2 separate regions of the Homo sapiens genome follow, and region 1 is linked to region 2. A link is a loop called in an ENCODE intact Hi-C map of the cell type or tissue named here. Cell type or tissue: dorsolateral prefrontal cortex. All regions are shown on one strand. Each heading gives the region's core, and the rest is flanking DNA. Links, peaks and the distances in the headings are about the cores only. Region 1 overlaps HIPK2 (homeodomain interacting protein kinase 2). Region 2 has its middle 72 kb from the start of SLC37A3.

Evidence for each region. Peaks named below come from ENCODE experiments on the same cell type or tissue, not always from the same donor. Only the 100,000 strongest peaks of a DNase experiment are listed, where the experiment ranks them.
Region 1: it touches region 2 in a loop (2.9-fold over the local background); 5 of 110 quality-filtered maps call a loop at or near these places.

Annotation. Positions count from the first base shown.
Region 1 is chr7:139,616,125-139,621,500 of GRCh38, reverse strand. It overlaps HIPK2 (homeodomain interacting protein kinase 2), which reads left to right. Exons shown (of 15, transcript NM_022740.5): 7 at 938-1,100. Among named protein-coding and RNA genes, the nearest start is that of CLEC2L, 95 kb to the right of the region's middle. RefSeq lists an enhancer at 551-610. In dorsolateral prefrontal cortex, for the core only: CTCF peaks have their summits at 462 (motif pointing right) and 2,424 (motif pointing left); DNase peaks (open chromatin) are centred at 467 and 2,420; H3K27ac peaks cover 1,295 bases.
Region 2 is chr7:140,323,995-140,329,370 of GRCh38, reverse strand. No RefSeq gene overlaps it. Among named protein-coding and RNA genes, the nearest start is that of SLC37A3, 72 kb to the left of the region's middle. In dorsolateral prefrontal cortex, for the core only: CTCF peaks have their summits at 2,727 and 2,926; a DNase peak (open chromatin) is centred at 2,910; H3K4me3 peaks cover 686 bases.

The DNA of each region.
Region 1 (5,376 bases), core at 188-5,187, 710 kb after region 2:
TTCCTTTTCCCTGATGCTGGTTTCAGCACCACTTTTATACTTTACTTTTGTAGTTGGGGTTTTGTTTTGATACACAGATGCAATGGGGGAAGAAAAGGAGAAAATTTCTATTTCATGTAGCTGGACAAGACTTAGACAAGAAAATGAAGGCTGAAGTTGGTGAAAGAGGACGTATGTGTATACACGAAGGTAGCCAGTGATTACCTATCCTTGGCAAACTCCCTACCTCCCTAAGCTTCAGCCTTACTCGTGAAGTAGGGACGAGAATCATGTCTCCGTCTTATGGATGTTGCCGGACCGAGTGAGAGGTTGCAGAGTATTATTATTAGGACACTAATAAATGTTAACCACTATTATTAATTATTAGTATTATTACTGTTTCCATTACCTACCTGCACAACCCCTGTGGGAGAAAGTGTGGCAATAGGGTCACCATACTGGGTTGGAGAGTTCCTTGGCCGTCCCCTAGGTGGTGCTGGTGACCCAGGGTAGCTGAAGCAGGTGACTACAAGGGTTGTCTTTGGGAAAGGTGGAGGCGGGTTATAAGTGACTAGTTAATGTTCCCATTCAGAGAGCTTATACATTGGTTTGTGGGCCAGAAACCAGGCTGAGAGTTGAGAATGAGCAGTGATGCTGCAGGTGGACCTGATGTGAGAATGCAGTGTGAGCAGTCAGTTTTGTTGTGATATATAGAACCTATATGGAGAAAGGGTAGTAGGGCACTGGAGAAAATTCATCTGAATAACCGTGCCTGTTGCAAATGCACAGGCTTTGCACAAGCAATCCAAGAAACTTAGACCTAAAGTTTAGTTTCCCTGCTTGTCCTGTTTACTGAATTAACCCTTCTCTCCTTTCCTTTGTTTTCTCCCCTTCATCCCACGTTACCCTCTTCCCCTCCCCTTATGTCTCAATATGCCTCTGCCTTTTGCATGAACAGCGTCAAATCATGTTTCCAGAACATGGAGATCTGCAAGCGTCGGGTGAATATGTATGACACGGTGAACCAGAGCAAAACCCCTTTCATCACGCACGTGGCCCCCAGCACGTCCACCAACCTGACCATGACCTTTAACAACCAGCTGACCACTGTCCACAACCAGGTAAGTGGGAAACAGAAGGGAAGGAGAGGCGGGGCTGCACAGTGTGAGCCTCAGGACTTGTATTTTCCATCATACCTAGTCAGGAGGCAAAATTCCTGCTGTCATGTTCAACAACTAAACAAAGTATTTGCATCCAAGGTTATTTCCTTTGAGGGACCCAGGCACATTTTGTGTTGACTTCTGGCCCCATTGACAGGTCCCAGAAAGGACTGGTGAGGGCCATTCTTTCTGAGATGGTTCCCCTTACTGCTTTCCTCTGTCCTGATGTGGGAATAGGGGGAAGGGGGTGCTATGATCCTTTTATGCCTGATATGTGCCTGGTAAAGAATTCTAGAACTGGCCAGGCACAGTGGCTCATGCCTATAACCCCAGCACTTTGGGAGTTCAGGGTGGGAGGATCACTTAAAGCCAGGAAGTTCAAGAGTAGCCTGGGCAACACAGTGAGACGCCATCTCTACAGAAAATACAAAAAATTAGCTGGGTATGGTGGTGCATGCCTATAGTCTCAGCTACTCAGGAGGCAGAGGTGAGAGAAGTGCTTGAGCCCAGGACTTCAGGGCTACAGTGAACTATGATTATGTCATTGCACTCCAGCCTAGGGGACAGAGTGAGACCCCGTCTCAAAAAACAAAGAAAAAGATCATGGAAACATGGATTTAATCTAAAAAAAATAAAGATTCTAGAACTGGGAAGGACTCAGGGAATCACCCAGTTCAGGCCCTTCCCCTCGTCCCCACATGGCTGGATCTACCTGATCTCCTTTTGGGACAGATAAACCCTGTCCTTTCTCCGAGTCATGGAGAAAATCAGTTCATCAGCCTGTCACCAGAATCCCAGCAGCTGGAACTAAATGGGATCAGGAAGCTAAGGTTTTCTTCCCACAGATTTCCAGGAAATTGGCAGAAGGAGCAGCTAACATACTGCTTGAAACTTGGATGACACCCAGGCAATATTTATTGAATGAATAATCTCCAAGTCTGAGCTGAGACTGCCTCTAGTGTCTAAGAAACTGTAACTCCTACTCCCATCTTTCAATCCTCCTAGTTCCCCTAAAGAAGGGCCCCCAGATTTTTGTTCTTAATATCAATCTGGAATGAAAAGACTTCTGTGTGGATGTGTGTGTACCTGAAATGTGAATACCTTATGTCCATTCTTTTTGAAAGGTCCCTCCTGTCACTGAAGAGTCACTGCCCCCTGCTTTTCAGCCGCTCCCCTTCCCACCCTTTTCCCCTAGGCCATCCTTGTGGCACATTGGCCTGCTCAGGCCTAGCTTTTCTTCCCAGCCTGCCATCTCCCTTTGCCCAAATTCTAGGAGACACCACCTGGTATCTGCTGCCCTCTGGGGGCCGTTTGCATTCTTGAAGCTCTCCTTAGGGTGAAAGAGCTGTTGGGAGTCCGAAAACTAACCTTGCCCAGCCCTAAGGCTAAAGCATCCATAGCCAGACCTGTGAGCTTCTTGACAAAAATCAGCATGGTTTTGTTCATTACCTCCTTGAAGACATTTGTTTCTCCCACCAGCCCTCATGAGGCACCTGGTCTTAACTCCCTAACCCCAAACTACCTGTCCCCATCTAACATCTGCCCCATCAGGTATCAAAGGCATCTGTGAAACAGGAGGAAGGAGCACCCCTCCAATGCAGGCGTCATGTCAAGTGGAGTCTCCCCAGCAGGCTGTCCTTCCCATGGATGTCTTTCTGCCAGGCTGGAGAACTGTGGTCCCTGACCAGACGCGGGGTGGGGGGCCACCGCCATCTTGCTGGTGATATGACAGCCAGCATATCCACTCCAAAGGGTGTCGCAAAGACTCTGCAAAACTAAAAGGGTTGCTCATCAAAAGGCAGTTGTCAAATAAGAACACCCGTCTTCTCCACGGCACTGAGACCATCCAGATCTGGCTTGGGACTGGGGTGAAGTAGGAGTAGCTGGTAACTTAGTGTGATGCTTGGGCCAGAGTCGTGGGTAAGGGAAAATGACATCCCACAAAAGCAAAGGGTCCAAGAACAGGATTTCTGTTCTCTTGCATTGGATTCTACTACTCCCTACTTTTGAATACATCAGGAAAAAAAAATTACTCAGGACACACCTAGCCTTAAGCACTAAGGCATGCTTTCCCTCCACTGATACTGTTGTTATTAAATAACATCATTACTAATAGCTAACACTTATTATGTGCCAGGCTTTACTAAGCGTACCATAACTCTTAATCCTCCCAGCAACGTTGTGAGATAGGTTTTATTATTATCATTTCCATTTTAGAGGAGGAAACTGAGGCACCGAGTGATTAATTCTCTTACCCAAGGCCCTTGCTCGTTCATGAGAGGTGGGCTTAGGCTTTGCAGCCAGCAATCTGGCTTCAGAGTCTGGACTCTTAAAATATACATACACAGCAGCATAAGTAAGTCTTAAGTAAGTCTTATGGAGGTCCCCAAATGCCTTTCCTAGGTGATGTCTGCTCTTTAAATCCAACAAGACTTCTTCTGTTCATTGCTGGTTCTAGTAGCTAGCTTTCTACATGAGCTCCTTGGAGCTGTTTGCCCATTTAGATATTTAGAAGCAATACAATATATGCATAGTTTTATGTTAGAAGTTGAAGGACATTAAACTACTTAAAGAATCTCTTGCTACCTTTAACATATATCCAGTAGACTAACCAAAGAACCATTTCCCAAATGATCATGAATCTACAATCTTTTAGGTCTCAAGGAAGCTGGGTCAATAATTCATAACCCGTTAAGTCTCAAGGCAGCTGACTTCCTCTACTTTCTAAAACTTTCAGGTTACCCAGTTGGTAACATGTTGAATAATAAGTCTTCTCTCAGCTATTCCTTGTTTATCATGTGGATCAGCAACTTCTCTAACATTTCCGTGGAATTCTATTATTTGGACCTAGCCTTCTACCAAGAATTTGAATTTGAGTTTATAGACCAAGCTCAAACCCCTTCCTTCTGGAACCATTTGAACGTCTACTACAACTGCTTCCAGGAATCACTTCTTCCATTTTTGGAAAACCTGTGTCATCAATAAACTTGCTTTTTCACTAGGCACAGTGGTGCACACCTGTAATCCTAGCTATTTGGAAGGCTGAAGTGGGAGGACCACTTGAGTCAGGAGTTCAAGTCCAGCCTGGGCAACATAGCAAGACCCCAGTCTCTGATTTTTTTTAACTTGTTTTTTCTTGTTATTACTATCTGTCAGCTGCAAGAGCTCTTCCCAGTTCTCTGTGTGCTCCTCTCTGGCAAGTGATAGGCTAGCTACCTTTCTGAGAGCTAAAGGAGGATATACAGAAGTAGAAAACTTTTTGTTGCCCTCACATGGGCTTCTTCAACTGGTCCTTAAGCAGGGTTCGAAACTAGGGGAAAACCTTATGCATGTCTGATGGTCACACTGGAGACTGGGTCCATATCAGGACACAAGTGCCATTTGTCCTTGAGTCTACAGAGCTGGAAGATTCAGCCTCTCAAGGAGCTCATGGTCTCCATGGTGAGACAGGCTGTAAGCAAAAATAGTTTAATCAAAATGCAGAATAGCATGTACTAGGGGCCAGGTAGACAAACAGATTATGTGTTACAGAATCGAGAGGAAGGAGAGACCACTGCAGGCTGGAGGAAAACACCACTAAGACACAGCCCCTCCCTCCCAGGAGACTTTAGGCTGGAAAGACCAACTGTACTGTAAGGCAGATTGTAACAGGAGCTGGGCTAGAAGGCTATATTGTACTGTGTGATAGCAAAGGAAGGAGCAATTCATTTCCATTAATGGTGTCTGAAAGGGTTTCACAATGGGGCATGTGGGACCCAGGCTAGGCCTTAAAGCCCAAAGGCTTGGAGAGAATGCTATGGGTCAGAGAGCTTGTATGAAGGGAAAGGCCTGTGCTCACAGTATGCTTGGAAAACAATGAGTAAACTAATCTTGGTGTCAGAAGAGTGGAGAGCAGAGGGAGATAAGTCTAGAAGGTAAGGTTGGCCAAACCAGGGAAAACAGGGCACTAGACCAGGCGCATACCATGTTCATCAAGCTGTAATTGGGATTTTGGAGCAGGGGTGCTGACATGCACAAAGGTGTCTTGTGGAAAGAATGATCTACCCTCTGTGCTCAAGAAGGCTGGAAGGGAAGTAGAGACCAGAACATTTCTAGTCAGGGCCTTATAGGTCCCAGGCACCAGGAAGTCACAACTGAAAAGAGTCAGTGGATTCCAGGGACATCAGGAAGGAAGCAGCAGCAGGAGCAGTGGCTGGCAAGAAAGTGGAACCACCGAGCAGAAGTTTGGGAACCTAGA
Region 2 (5,376 bases), core at 289-5,288:
TCGCTCTGTCGCCCAGGCTAGAGTGCAGTGGCGTGATCTCGGCTCACTGCAATCACACCATTCTCCTGCCTCAGCCTCCCGAGCAACTGGGACTACAGGCGCCCGCCACCACACCCAGCTAATTTTTTTTGTATTTTCAGTAGAGACGGAGTTTCACCGTGTTAGCCAGGATGGTCTCGATCTCCTGACCTCGTGATCCGCCCGCCTCAGCCTCCCAAAGTGCTGGGATTACAGGCGTGAGCCACTGCACCCAGCCACTTCAATGGTTTTATATTTGTGTGTGTGTGTGTGTGTGTGTGTTATATGCAACGTAACAATGATTTGTTACTATATGGCTTTTTGGAAGTAAGAACATACGCATGTTGCATAGTTAATCAAATAATACTCGAAAAGTTCTGTACCTGGACACCCAAGGTGTGGTCTTTCAGCCATTAGTGAAATAATGCTTCATAGGTGGATGCATCTTTTAAAACTGCTGTTCCGTTCACTACTCTGTTTTATCCCCTCCACAGTCTGAGGTCTGCAGGTGATTCTGTAGTTTACATGTCAGAACCAAGATTCAGAGAGAGTAAGTGGCTTGCTGGGAGTCAAATCATCTGAATAACAGAACTAGGACTAAATTAAAACCCAGTTTTTAAAATTTAACTTCAGTGGCTTTTTTTTTTCTGCCATGCAGCCTCTCCTTAAATTGACTCTTCCCCTAGGCTTACTTCTACTTCCAGGGTGTAAATTGGGTAGCCAGTTCTCATCTTTCTCTAGGGCCAGAGTCCCAAGGGTGAGCAGAATTGTCAGACCTGCACCTTTGTGTGGAAACCACCTGTGTCCCGTTCCTGCTGTTGGGCTGTGGCCCCACAGGGATGTCCAGGCCAGCCTGGCTGACTGGCCTTGCCCTGGGGTCTTAGCCTCTCTCTAGGGGGCCTTCTGTACTAGATTTACCTTTTTATTTTTTTTGAGATGGAGTTTTGCTCTTGTCGCCCAGGCTGGAGTGCAGTGGTGCGATCTCAGCTCACTGCAACCTCCACCTCCTGAGTTCAAGCGATTCTCCTGCCTCAGCCTCCCGTGTAGCTGGGAGGTGCCTGCCACCATGCCTAGCTAATTTTGTATTTTTAGTAGAGATGGGGTTTCACCATGTTGCCCAGGCTGGTCTTGAACTCCTGACCTCAGGTGATCCACCCACCTTGGCCTCCCAAAGTGTTGGGATTACAAGTGTGAGCCTCCGCACCCGGCCTAGGTTTGCCTTTCTAAACAGCACCTCTTTACTCTTTTTCCCTCATCTTCTGTTTGAGTCTAAGAGTTGCACCATCCACTTGATAAACTGCTGCCTTGGTGTTTCTCCCCCAATTCTGTGTCTGCACAGTCAGCGGAGGTGTGACTGTTTCACGTGCCCGGCTGACCCAGGTCTGCCTTGGGTCCCTGCTCGGGCACCCCTCTTTCTAACAAATGTTGAATTAACCTTGAATGAGATTGTTGCTTCTAAAATGCCATTGGTCAGCTTTTTACTGCTTGTTCTTGCCCTCTGTTTAAGGAATTTTTTTTTCTTTTTGTCCTTTCAGGAATTAAATAAAAAGTAGCAAAATTGTTTGAAACTGTTTTCAATCCCCTTTATCACTGTGGCACAGGAAGCTGTCATCTCAGAAATTCATTGGCAGAGAAACACAGATAAAAGGGCTACCCTGTTGGACAGGAATGTTCTTTTGGATTTAATGGGATAATTGTATTTAGGTAAAACCTTTCATCTGAGGACTTCAAAGGCCTTTACCTTGTTTAGTAGTTATTATCACACCCTACAGAGTGACATTAGGGTACCACACTCCTAGATATTTTTTGTGTGTGTGCATTTGTTTATTTATTTAGCATTTTGCTTGTTTTCTTAGGCTCACCATGGAAAGCCTCAGGAACCTAACAGCACTGCAGTTGATTTCCATTAAAAAATAGTACCTAACAAATAGCAGACGTAACTGGCCTCTGTGTCCTAGAATGACGAATGAAGATGTTAATAGGGTTATAAAATAAAGAGCAACCATTCTGGAGCCAGGAAGGCGGGGCTGCGAGGGGCAACAGTCGTGACCAAAGTACTGGTGGCAGAGAGCGCTCCTTCCCCACACGCCCCAGTGGGTTTTACTTTTATTGGTTCTACTCAGGTTCCGAAAAGAGATTATTCTGTGAACAAGCTCTTGGAGAGAGTGTAGAGCCTCATAATCCTCCTTAACAGATTTTTTTTTTTTTTGAGACAGAATCTCGCTCCGTTGCCCAGGCTGGGGTGCAGTGGTGCAATCTCAGCTCAGTGCAGCCTCTGCCTCCTGGGTTCAAGCGATTCTTGTGCCTCAGCCTCCAGAGTAGCTGGGATTACAGGCATCTGCCACCATGCCCGGCTAACTTTTGTATTTTTAGTAGAAAACAGGGTTTCACCATGTTGCCCAGGCTGGTCTCAAACTCCTGACCGCAGGTGATCCACCTGCCTAAGCCTCCCAAAGTGCTGAGATTATAGGCGTGAACCACGGCGCCTGACCAACAGATCTTTTGAGAAGCAAGCCTGTGTCATGACCTGAGGGAGGATCCCTAACTTCCTGCCCCCACCCTCCCAGCCCCAGGCTCTGCAATCCGTGAGAGGCCATTGGCACAGCCTCTGGATAAAGGGGTTGGATTGGTGGTGAAGGGAAGAAGCTTTCAGAGAAATCTTGGCAAGAGTGGCCATGGGGTGCCCAGTGCTGTCCCCTTTGCTGTCCCCTTCCACACGCATCTGGTCTTGGCACAGCCATGTCACTGTCTACCAGCTTCTTTAATGCTTCAGGGTCGTGGTGGTTGTGAGAGAGAAGGAGATTTTTATACCGTTGGTTATGTTTTCCTTCCCAAAGAAGCAGTTCTTGGCCTGTGAAAACCCTTTCCCCGTGGCGGACCATTCATACCTCTTGGCTCAGCAGGGGGAGACAAAGTCCCAGACACTGCCTGCTGCACTTGTTTGAAGGAAAGTGCTGCACGCTCTTTATTTCAGTCTCACTTTATATCCGTTTGTTTAGATGTCCTCCTGGCTAGTTATTCTCTCTCTGTTTCCCCTCTGTGTAAGTCCTCGGTTCCCTCCCCTGGCCTCCTATTTCCGCTGGTAACCTCCCAGTCCCTTATACTGGAAGATGCAGAGGACCTGGAGATCGTCCACTGAGACAGTTCAGCCTCAAAATCCCTGACTCAGCCTGTGCTAAAGTCTCAGAAGACGTGGGTCCTTAACTTCACTCGAAATCTCACTCCCTTAAATTAGCTTCTGTCCACCTTTTTCTTCAGTCTTTATGTCTCCAGACCTCTGAATTGAGTCAGTGGAGGGAGGAGAGACCTTCAGTCACCCCCTTCACCTCTCACAGCTGTCATCCCTCTACTACCAATGTTGAACAGATTCTCCGAATGGACAGTCCACCTATGGAAAACCACATTATTTTCCAGCAACTCTTCCTTCCATCATCTGGAATCCAGCTTTGAACTGAGTTTAGAGCTCAGTCGGCTTCCTCCCTCTCTCGTGTGTGAATTCCTTTGTGTTGTCTCTACCAGCTGGCCACTAACCTGTCCGCGGAAACTGTCCCCTTTCAAGGACCAGAGCATGCTCTCCCGGGGAAGCCATTCCATTGTTGGAGAGCTCCCATGGTTAGAACGGTCTTTATCCTATTCACTGGGGATCTCATGATTTCTTCCATTGGTTCTAGGAAAAAGCAACACAAATGTATATTTTCTCTTGAGATACGTGTGTGTGTGTGTATGTATATTTATGTGTGTGTATATATATATAAAATATATAAAATATACAGTTTTTTCCTTATTTACATTGAAGGGCTAACTCAATATATTTGAAGACAACTTCCGTCTTTCCCTTTGAAAAGCTTTTTAGGGCCAGGCGCGGTGGCTCATGCCTGTAATCCCAGCACTTTGGGAGGCTGAGGCGGGTGGATTGCTTGAGGTCAGGAGTTTGAGACCAGCCTGACCAACATGGCAAAACCCCGTCTCTACTAAAAATGCAAAAATTAGCTGGGCGTGGTGGCGGGCGCCTGTAATCCCAGCTATTTGGGAGGCTGAGGCAGATGAATTGCTTGAACCTGGGAGGTGGAGGAGGAGGTTGCAGGGAGCCGAGATCACGCCACTCCACTCCAGCCTGGGTGACAGAGCGAGACTCTCTCTCTCAAAAAAAAAAAAAAAAAAAGCTTTTTCAAAATGTGATTGAAACACTTCCCCCACTATTGCTTTCTGATCAAACTGGGAGGTCCCAGTTCTTCCCTTTTGAAATTGTTGAGTACCTTCTCATTCTTTGAACGCTACTGATCTTTCCCAACTTGATTTCCTCTTTCCTCCTAATCCTCAATCCCAAGAAACTCTCTAGGCAAAATTCTTTCATTTTCTGTGTTTCAGAGATTCTTGTTCATACTCAACCTTGTCTTCACCAGTCTACAAAACTCTAGAAAGGTCTACATTCTAATCGTTAAAAAAAAAAAAAAAAAAACAAAAAAACAAAAAACTCCTAGTACAGTGCCTGGTAAACAGGAGGTAGAACATTACTTAATGTTTAATTTTCTCTGTTCTTGCTCTAGTGCTTCCTTAGAAAGTTCACTTTTTAATATTTCTTAAAATCTACAAATGACTACCAAATATTTAGCCCTAGCCCCAATTTGTTACTCATTTTCCAGTCTTAGGTTCCCTGGAGATCACTAGGATATCCCAATTTAATATAGCTAGTTTTCTCCAGTCCCTGCAAACCTGCCGCCTAGTGTATCGTATAGGAAATAGTATAACTTTCCTAGTGGTCTTTGTTCAGTAAGCTGCTTGAAATGATTTTGAGGAACCTTAGGAATCGAGCCATGTCTGGATTCTCATTCATGGAGTCGTTCTGATTCCTGGACCACGGGCCCTCAACTGGGCCATGATTCTCACGCTTTCTGGTTTCTCCTTAACTATCGGGGCAGCCCAGTCTTTCAATTCCCCCAGGCTCTCAGCCGCAAGGATCATTTTTGGCACATCTTTCTCTTTTCATGTAGTCAGCCTCCAGGTGTTGCTGATTCTTTCTCCTCCTCACTTTTCCAGTTCATCTTTCATTTTTGTTTCCGAGCCACCATCCTGTGCCTGGGTGACTGATAACAGCCTCATCGCTGGTGCTCCTGCTCCCAGCCTTGCCTCGCTTCACTCTGCCCTCTGCTCAACTCTTAGAATAGTCTTGTTAACGGGACTTTTGCGGTGTTATTCCGCTGCTTAGACACCGAGAGTGACTCTCTTACTTGCTGGATTAAGTGTGAGATCCTGCACGAATCCTCATCTCTAGCTATAAAATCTGAGACAGACCAGAGACCTGTTAGTAAGCAGAGGCTGCACTTTTCTTCTATGGATGTACTGTTTGCAATTAATAGT